Regions from separate parts of the Homo sapiens genome. Here regions 1 and 3 are each linked to region 2. A link is a contact called in ENCODE Hi-C or POLR2A ChIA-PET data. All regions are on one chromosome and are shown on one strand. The core of a region is the stretch at or near the end of the contact, and the rest is flanking DNA. Distances in the headings are between cores, read along the strand shown. Region 1 holds the start of CDKN2B-AS1 (CDKN2B and CDKN2A antisense cis and trans regulatory RNA 1). Region 2 holds the start of FOCAD (focadhesin). Region 3 holds the start of DENND4C (DENN domain containing 4C).

What was found. A loop is a pair of places that touch in the nucleus more often than their neighbours do. ChIA-PET counts read pairs that join two places held with the same protein, here RNA polymerase II (POLR2A). Pooled maps may share reads with other maps.
Region 1: a loop to region 2 is called in a map of B cell, with 6 times the contacts of the local background. The contact joins the promoter of CDKN2B-AS1 here to the promoter of FOCAD in region 2. A Hi-C loop is called at or near these places in 1 of 168 maps with a recorded cell type or tissue (B cell), 1 of 37 single-sample maps with no recorded cell type and 8 of 50 pooled maps.
Region 3: a pooled map shows a loop between it and region 2 (9-fold over the local background). The contact joins the promoter of DENND4C here to the promoter of FOCAD in region 2. A Hi-C loop is called at or near these places in 1 of 37 single-sample maps with no recorded cell type and 9 of 50 pooled maps. POLR2A ChIA-PET finds 5 or more read pairs at or near these places in 2 of 52 experiments (RWPE1 and activated naive CD4-positive, alpha-beta T cell).

What each region holds. Positions count from the first base shown.
Region 1 is chr9:21,993,027-21,996,040 of GRCh38, forward strand. It overlaps CDKN2B-AS1 (CDKN2B and CDKN2A antisense cis and trans regulatory RNA 1), which reads left to right and starts at 1,765. Exons shown (of 19, transcript NR_003529.4): 1 at 1,765-2,135. It overlaps LOC124902130 (a long non-coding RNA gene), which reads right to left and starts at 1,002. Exons shown (of 2, transcript XR_007061436.1): 1 at 860-1,002. It also overlaps a transcript of CDKN2A not described here. RefSeq lists silencers at 1,439-1,698, 2,019-2,218.
Region 2 is chr9:20,682,428-20,685,767 of GRCh38, forward strand. FOCAD (focadhesin) reads left to right here and starts at 1,832. Exons shown (of 44, transcript NM_001375567.1): 1 at 1,832-1,866. FOCAD-AS1 (FOCAD antisense RNA 1) reads right to left here and starts at 2,323. Exons shown (of 2, transcript NR_121601.1): 1 at 2,141-2,323; 2 at 875-1,114. RefSeq lists a silencer at 1,435-2,134 and an enhancer at 1,534-2,274.
Region 3 is chr9:19,229,044-19,232,064 of GRCh38, forward strand. DENND4C (DENN domain containing 4C) reads left to right here and starts at 1,650. Exons shown (of 33, transcript NM_001330640.2): 1 at 1,650-1,790. RefSeq lists enhancers at 808-1,057, 1,442-1,948, 1,949-2,454 and silencers at 1,088-1,387, 1,468-1,837, 2,058-2,197.

The sequences.
Region 1 (3,014 bases), core at 515-3,014, 1.3 Mb after region 2:
GACACTAAATTAAACACTGATAGTTTTAACAGGTTTATATTTCCATGTCAAAGAGACAATTAACATTGCAGTAAAAAAATAATTACCCCTCCGCTGGCCTTTGCTTTTTGAAGCTATATATTCCTGGCGAAGCATACCACAAGGACGGTCATAAAAGTGAAGCCTCATTAAATTACTTTTAGACTTATTACACAAGTTTTAATTAGCATTGTACATATTTTAACTGTACATATATTCTTTCAGTTTTCCTGGTTATAGGAAATTACACTGGCTGTGTCAACATTTGTCAATGTGAGGACAAAACTACCTTGGATTCTGTTTTTCAAGAAGTAGGCCTCATTTTTAAACTGTGCTAACTGTCGTCTGAGATGACTAAAATACTATCAGTTGGGATTTCTCAGGAACAGTTCTACAGTTCTGTCGTTTGCTAAACATACGAGCATTGTCCCGAGCAGTTTCAATCACTCAGGCCGCCGGACCTCTACCTCTAACTCACAAAGAAAGCCCATTTCCCTGTTGGCTGCAAAACTCCCCCAAGAAGCAAGTGCTTGCTCCTCGCAGCAGTAACTGATCCTACGATCCTTGTTAGCATTTCAGGAAGTCGCTGCCTGCGTGCCCCGTATCTCACGGGTCCTCCACTCTCCTGGAAGGTGGGAGAGGGTGACCCCGCCGGGAGGCTGGGGAGAAAAAAGGCCGCCTCCAGAAAACTTAGATGGTTAGCAATAATTCTCCCCAAGGAGAAAGAAAGTGTGCTTGAAATACACCTTTCCTACTGTGTGTGTGTGTGTGTGTGTGTGTGTGTGTGTGTGTGTGTGTGTGTCTTAGTCATTCCCACCCAGGATATTCGGGACTCACTGACTTCTGAGGTGGGTTTAGAAGCTCTGTTCGCCTCAGTTTCCCACGATTGAGGGGCTGTGTGAAGGGAGGTCCAGGTTCAATGGTACTGCGAGAACCACATGTCTAAGTCGTTGTAACCCGAATGGGGAAGCCTCCACCGGCGGTTATCTCCTCCTCCTCCTAGCCTGGGCTAGAGACGAATTATCTGTTTACGAAATCACACCAAACAAAACAAGTGCCGAATGCGCCCCGGACTTTTCGAGGGCCTTTCCTACCTGGTCTTCTAGGAAGCGGCTGCTGCCCTAGACGCTGGCTCCTCAGTAGCATCAGCACGAGGGCCACAGCGGCGGGCGCCCCTGGCGCTGCCCACTCCCCCGTGAGCCGCGGGATGTGAACCACGAAAACCCTCACTCGCGGCGGGCCGCACGCGCGCCGAATCCGGAGGGTCACCAAGAACCTGCGCACCATGTTCTCGCCGCCTCCAGGGCCGAGCTCGGCAGCCGCTGCGCCGCCCTTTGGCACCAGAGGTGAGCAGCGCCACTCCTGCCCCCTTAACTGCAGACTGGGACCCACGCACCGCCCCCTGCCCATCTCCGCCCCGCAGGCGCGCACCCGCCTTCCCTGAGCGCGCCCGCCCCCCACCTTCACCCCCACCCCCACCCCACCCCCACTCCCACCCGGACCTCCAAGATCTCGGAACGGCTCTGAGCCCTGCGCACGCGGGAAGGGCTGCCGGAGGCGCCCGTAGGGAGGCGCGCGCGCGGGCGGCTCAGGGCCCGCGTTCCTCTCCCTCCCGCCTACCGCCACTTTCCCGCCCTGTGTGCGCCCCCACCCCCACCACCATCTTCCCACCCTCAGCGCGGGCGCCCCGCGGTGACGGCCCAGGGGCCGGACGCCTGGAACGCAACTCCAGGCAGCTCGCCCCCTAGCTACATCCGTCACCTGACACGGCCCTACCAGGAACAGCCGCGCTCCCGCGGATTCTGGTGCTGCTCGCGTCCCCGCTCCCCTATTCCCCTTATTTTATTCCTGGCTCCCCTCGTCGAAAGTCTTCCATTCTTCAAACTAGATTATTTAAAAATGAAAAAGGAAGAAAGGAAAGCGAGGTCATCTCATTGCTCTATCCGCCAATCAGGAGGCTGAATGTCAGTTTTGAACTAAAAGCCGCTCCGCTCCTCTTCTAGATTTGGAAAACAAGCGAAATTAAACTAAACCGCTGCACGCCTCTGACGCGACATCTGGACACGGCGCGGCGCTGGCGCTGCCGGAGCTGTCGACCCGGCCTGGCGCCGGACTAGGTAGGTGGAGTCGCACCCGGGGGTCCCAGCTGGGTCCGGGCGCCCATTCCCCTCCCAGCTGCCCGCGTCGCCGAGGGCGCCTGGCTGGGACAAGCACCGAGTCCTTTGTGTCTAGCCCATTTTTATTTTCGGTTTTAACCTTCACGACAGCCGCGGAGCATCTGAGCGCTTCTTCCTCTTTCCTCTTCCCCCGCGCTCCCCTCCCCTGCTGGCCGCTCCCCTCCTGTCGCCGCGTCCTCGCGTAGAATGGTTGTCTTGGCGACCGTTGGCCGCTGCCGCCTCCACGCTCTGCCCCGCGCCCAGACACCCCGACTCCCCTTGATCCCGCCGCCTGACTCCTCGGCGTACGTTCTCTCTCCGGTCTCCCCCTCCATGTCCCCTCCTCCCCTTTTCTTCCACATCACCGATCCTTTCTGGACTCTCTCCCTTCCTCCTTTCCAGCTGGGAGACAGGAAAAGCGGTCCTGTTTGGGAACAGTAAAAGCAGGGCAAGGAAAGGAAGGAGCGGCAGAAAGGAGGGGTGAGTCGAGGACACAGGGGCAGCCGGAGAATGCGGAGGAGCCGGGTCCTGAGCGCGGTCTAAGCGAGGCTCGGCTCTCGTCCAGGAACTCGGACGCGGGCTCGCCGGCTCTCCGCGCGCGGGAAGTCGAGCCCAGGACGCCGCCTTCAGGCCGGCGCGCTGACCCGGTGCCCCGACCCGGAGCCTGCGGTCTGCCTGGATCCGTCCTAAACCTCGCGGGCTGGACCCGCGGCCTGAGTGGGTGGGTGTGTGCCAGAGGATTCGGGACTAGGCCCAGCTCCGGGAACCTGGAAATGTGGCCCGCTTCTCAGTGGCTTCCTGTTCATGCGCTTGGGCCTAGTGGCCTAGTTGAAGAAGTGG
Region 2 (3,340 bases), core at 582-3,081:
TGGTCAAGATGCTTCACTTGCTGTACTTCAGGTTCCTTATTTATAAAATGTGGGTAATAACTGTAACTGCCTCATAAAGTTGTTCTGTGGATTAAATAAATTTATATACTTAGAACAGCGCTGTTTACAGAGTTATGTGTTTAATTATAATTTTGACTAATGAGCCTCAAGAAATATAGGAATAGAAGAAAAAATATTAAAATAGTCCTAAAAGAAATACTGGTGCATTTGGAAGACTGAAAGAGAGTATCATCAAAGTCCATAAAAAGGGAATTATAAGCCTTATAAAACTCCTTTGAAGCAAAGGATAACAGAGGTTGAATAACTTTAAGTAGGTTCAATATTGATTGATTGAATGATTGATTGTGACAGTCTCACTCCATCAGAGGCTGGAGTGCAGTGGCGCCACCTCGGCTCACTGCAACCTCCGCCTCCCGGGTTCAAGCGATTCTCCTGCCTCAGCCTCCTGAGTAGAGTAGCCGTGACTGCAGGCGCGCAACCCCACGCCGGGCTAATTTTTGTATGTTTTTTTTAGTAGAGATGGGGTTTCACCACGTTGCCTAGGCTGGTCTTGAACTCCGCCCTCCTCGGCCTCCCAAAGTGCTGGGATTACAGGTGTGAGCCCCCCCACCTGGCCCCAAGATTAATTTAGATAAATTCTTAGAGGGTGAATGCATAGTTGGTTATTGGGAAAACTGTTAACGGTCTGTGATACATAATTACTTTTCTGAGGTGATGGGGAACCAAATTCTTCCTACAAATGAGAAACAGAACTTCTTGTCTACACATTAAAATGACTTTGGAAACTTAGAAAAATATCAATGTCAAGATCTGGCAGCAGACCTTTTTCAACCAAGTGATGAGGCCCAGGCACTTGTTTTTTTATTTTTATTTTTTCCTAAGGGTGCCCCAGGGTTTAGAAACAACTAAGTCAGATATTTTTAGAGTAATTTGTCTTAACTCTTTCATCTTGCGTAAAATTTCCATTCTGTCATCCACAACCGGAATTCCACTCCGTCATACCAGTCTCTCCTCGTTTTTTTCTGCTGGCTCTTTTCAGCGTGTTTCATCGTGGCTGCTGTCTGTCTGTTACAGCCTTCTCACGTGGGAGCCCCTGCCCCGCCCCACGAGAAAATACATGTTTATCATTCAGTAAGTATTGCGCAAAATCGTAACAGAATAATTACTCGCGCCAATTCCCCCCAGATTAGATCAGCAGAAACACTTGGGCTAGAACTACCTCAGGACTATCTAACAAGTGGATATACCACAGTGGCGTGGAGAGCTGCAGTGTTATGTGTTGGCCAAATGAAGTAAAGACACCAAGTAGCTATTAGGCGAAGAACGAAGCGTCTTCGCGGCAAGTCGGCTGTCTGCTTTAAATTTTCTGAATCCTTAATGTTATCAGTATTATTTATTTCCCCCGAGAAACAAAATCTCCAAATACCAAGAAGCTGTTCTGTATTGCCAAAAGCTGCATAGGGGCAGGCTGCCAACAGGACTACCCGGGCACGCTGCAGTGGCATCTCTAGGCAGTTTCCTTTAATCTGATTTTCCTTGGGCTAACTCCTCACTGCGGTGCTGCTCCACAGCCAGCCCCCGCGCGCAGCCCTCCCCGCACCAGCTCGGCTGCAGAGCGCGGGTCCGCCGCCCACGCCGCCTTTCAACCGCAGTGCGCGGCCCGGGCCTTAGACGCGCGTGCGCGCGAGCCGGGGAGGGCGGGCCCCAGCCGGAGGAGGCGGAACAGGGCCTCGCGATATGCAGCCCATTGGCTCTCTCCTGCAGTCCCCGCCCCCGGGCGTTCGAGGCGGCGGGGCGGGCCACGTCAGGCAGCCGGCGCTGGGCTGAGCTTGTGGCAGAAGGGAGGTAAGCCGTGCGGGGCGGCGGGCTGCCACCGCTGCACCCCTGCTCGGGAGCCGCCGGGTCGCGCCGCCTGCGGCCCGGTCGGCTTGCATGGAGGGCGGCTGAGGCCCTGCGGGGCTGGGGCTGAGCTGGGAGACGGGGCAGTGGAGCATGTGGCGGCAGGGCCGCGTCGCGGCGAGGGGCAGCCGGGAGGGGGCTTTTTGCCCTCGTCCGGTCCTGCTGGGGCTCTCAGCTTCTGGAGGACTAGGCCTTCTGAGGTTACGGAGCTCCGAGATACCTGGGCAGGGCTGGCTGTGGTGACTGCGGTGGGACTTAGTGGGATCTCGACTCGGAAGCCGGTCGGCGCGATCCTTGCATACTTAGCTGCAGCAGGTTGCAGTCGTCCCACTCTCCTTCGACCGGTTCCCTAGTTGGGGGCAGAGCAGGAGATTCTGGCCGCGTCCTGCCTGGCCTGGGGTGACTGTCTCCTTCTCATTCCCGGTGACTCACTCAGATCATGTCCACTTATAATGCAAAGGCTTATGGGTGAGCAGGGCCTGTTTTCAGTCTCCTAGTTCTCTGGCTCCGTCCGCACTTGCGGCAATTACTTGAAGAAAGAGTATGTTAGATGTATGTTTTGAAATTTTCGCAGCAGCTAACGCGTGGAGACGTGCAGTTATGTTGCATTTACCCTTCATGAGTTTTAGTTTCAGCTGTGGCGTCCTGATATCTCAGTGTGGTTCCTGAATTTGGAGCTTTTGAAATGAATGAAATCCTGCCAATTTCATGCAGTCATTCATTCATACATTCCAAACTTTTTTGATGGATGCCTTAATGGTCAGCCTCATACCAGGTATTAAAATCGGCATTTCCTGCGTTTTATTCCAGTTTATATGTTAGTTTTATTGTCTAGATTTGAGTTGGAAATTTTTTTTTTTTTTGTTATTTTCAGGTTCTAGTATCCCTGAAACCATCGTGGCTCTGAGGGTGTAATCCTGATAACTGTATCAGTAATGACTCCAGGTTTCAGTGGCCTATCTGTAAGAAGAGGAATGGGATTAGTATAATTTTGAGATTTTCCAGGAGAGGAGGGTAGATGGCATGTTTCCTGAACTGTGTTAACAGGAAGTAACTATTTTAAAAACACAGGATGCATTTTATGATTATGTTTTACTGTGTCAACGAACATTGTATCTGTCCACATTCACTTTTTGACTACCAAGCAAGTGCATGTTTACAATTTTGATTCACATCCAATTCCTGCGTAGAAAGCACTGTGACTCATCTGAATTTTGAAATGAAGTAATCATGAGCTTTTTAATGTTACATACAAAGGTATGATATTGAAACAATTGCATAAAAATGCAATTTTCAAAGCATTTTCACTTGCTTTTATAGATTAGTGGAAGCTAAAACCTCTGCCTTGATTATTTGCTTACTTAATCAATGTTAGGTAGTTACCATCTCTTGGCTAATGTTTATCAATATTATATCTATT
Region 3 (3,021 bases), core at 400-2,899, 1.5 Mb before region 2:
CAGGCATGCACCACCACGCCCGGCTAATTTTGTATTTTTAGTAGAGACAGTGTTTCTCCATGTTGGTCAGGCTGGTCTGGAACTCTCGACCTCAGGTGATCCGCCCGCCTCAGCCTCCCAAAGTGCTGGGATTACAGACGTGAACCACCGCGTCCGGCCCACAAGCTAAATTTTGAAGTATTAGATCCTTTCTTAAACTTTTGCTCTTCGGATTGTCAATGTCAAAGATAGTTTCCAGGGGGACCAAATTGGCCCCAAACTGTTATTAAATAAGCCTTAACTTTTATTGCTGCGCATTTCTTCTGAAATCAATTCTGACTGCTTACGTGGTTAGAAAAATAGTTTCTGCTATTGAATATAAAACTCAAATTATCCATGGCTATGCAATAAACTTCAGAAATAAATGGACAGCAGTGCATTTATGACCCAGGTATAATCTCACATTTTTATGCAAAAATACAGATTAAATAAGGAGAGTGTAATTTTCAGGAAAATGATTATTTATGTGGATACTCACCAGATATGCAGAAATCTTACCAGTTCTGATTTTGACCTGCCATGGAATCTGAAGTCATTCGCCTTTTTTTCCCCCCAGAGGTAAAAAAGTTATCTCTACTTCAAACCATTTCCTTCTTCCTAAATAACTAGTAATTGCTTTTTCATTTACTATGATAACTCAAAAACGTTGTTCAAAAATATCCTGCAAAATTTGCATTATAGAGAAACGACTCTGCAGGCGTCTGTGTCGATAATGAGGCTACACTTAGGAGGCGTGAGGGTACTGACTATGCAAATGAGCGATTTCTCCATTAGGAATTCCCATCCCCAAATCTGGGCCGAAGGAGAGACACCGAGCGCGGCCAGGGACTCACATGGTGCACTGGAGCCAAGGGGTTTCGGGAAGGGCCAGCGCGCGGGTCTCTCTAGAGCCCTCTACTCATGCGTGGGAATTCCAGATTCCTTCCCTGGGAAGGAATCTTCACGTATCTCCCGGCACTGTCCTCAGTGACCTTCAGCCACTCGGCATCACTTTCCCTGTCTTTGAAAACTCCGAGAGAAGCAGCCGCCACCTGCCTCAGGCCAAGGCAATAAACCCACATCACACCGCCAGTCTGAGCCCTGCAGGAAGGGGTGCACAGCGGCCTCCAGAGCGCTTTCTCCCCAGCTCTGTTTCTGCAGGCTCGGCCGCGCGAACGCTGAGGAGGGGATCGGAGGCCCGCAAGGCTCAGACCCCGCGCCCCGCGGGGGTCGCACAGGGGTCGGGCGGGGGAGGGGAGCGGTGGCTGCAGGGCCTCGGCCCTCCCCGGGGGAGGGGCCTGAGCACCGCACCGCCCCCCTCCTCCCTGCGTCTTCTCCCTCCCACCCCCCGCCCTTTTCCACCCGCCCCCGCAGGAGGAAAGGGAGAGGGAGGGGGAAAAGAAAGTGCTGTTTTGTGGAAAGGGGCGGAAGGCGGGGGAGAAAAAGGGAACAGAAACATGGCGGTCAGGTCTTGGGACGGCTGCGCCGCGGGCAGCTCCTAGGCGACGCGCCGCCCGCACTGTCCGACGGCTCACAGCGCGGAGGCACCCGCGCGGGCCAGCGCTCCGGCCATCGCCCCTGGCTGTAGGCGGCGCCCCTCGGAGACCCTGCCCGCGAGGCGGCGCAGGCGCAGACCGGACTGAGGCGGCGGCGGCCGCTGGAGCTAGTCCCCCGCCCTGCCCTGCCGAGCGCGCCCAGTCCGCGAATCCGGTGCTTTCTTGCCCCAGGAAGAAGCCGTGTCGGGGCTGCGCTGACAGAGGAGCAGGCAGCAGGTGAGGCTGCGGCGCGGGGCCTTTGGCGGAGGAAGCCTGCGCCGTGCCCTCGCGGGGCCTGCGCTGCAAGGCTGGGAGGGCGCGGGACAGGTAGAGCCCGGAGGGCTGAGTTCCGAGTGGCTGGCCCGCGGGGGGTCGCCGAGGAGGCGGAGAGTGGCCGCGGCTGGCGTTCGTGGCCTAGTTTCTCCGCGGTTTCCGGGGGCGGGGAGTCCCCGGATCCTGCGGGATGCAGTCGGGGAAAGGCTGCCCCTGAAGAGCCTCCCCGCGTCGCCCGCCGGGCCCATGAGAATCGTTTGCGTACAAGCGCGAGGGGTCTGGGCCCGGGGGACCGCCGGGGCGACGGCCGCTTTGGTGGGGGCCGGGGTGCGGAGGGAGCAGGATCGGGGCTTCCCAGAGGGGGTCGAGGCTGAGAGAGCGGAGAGCTAGAGCCAGGGGTGGCGGGCAGTCTCGAGAGGAGTCGGGGGACTGAGAAGTGTCGGGGACAACGGGGAGGAGGGGGACCTGGGCAGGTGTCTCTGGTGAATTGAAGACATTTCCTTCTCTGTCTTACGGTGGCCGATCCTCAGGGCTTCTTTGTCGGGGATGACTTTCTAGGAGGGCAGTATCCTTTTAACTCTGGAGTGACTAAACACAAAACCAAGGAATGAAGTCCTAAGGCTGACTCCTGTAAAGAGCTGTAACTTTTTCTGTTTTAAGAATGCTGTCACGTCTTTTTTTTTTTCCTCCCCTTTTCTGCTTGATAGACCTTTTCCCTCTCGAAGACCGTCTTTTATCTGCACTAATAAGGAATTACCCAGTTTTTAAATAGTACCGCCTCCTTCTCCCCTTATGTATGTTTGTCACACGGGAAAATTTAGGGTAGTTACCGCGGGTACTTGTGCAAATTTGAGGGAAAGTGTCATTTCCAGTAGTGAACCCTCAGCTGTCTCTTTGTGCCTCCGAGATACTGTCAAGCGTTGTAGCCTGAGAAATTGACCCACTGAGCCTGCTTAATTGTGTGCAAACCCGTGTTGAGGCGTTCTTCCTAGGCCCTAATTTACGTAGGAATAGGTTTTCCCTTCCGGTCTGTGTATAATGAGAGGGGAGAACGTTAGTGCTAAGGCGCTAAGTTCTGGATAAATACTTGATTTGATGTGATAGTGTGTATTACTCTATCAGAAATGCAGAGCGTTGTATGATTTTTCTGTGTACACGCGATAAGAGCAATATTAGTTGCAAAAGGAAGTTTTCA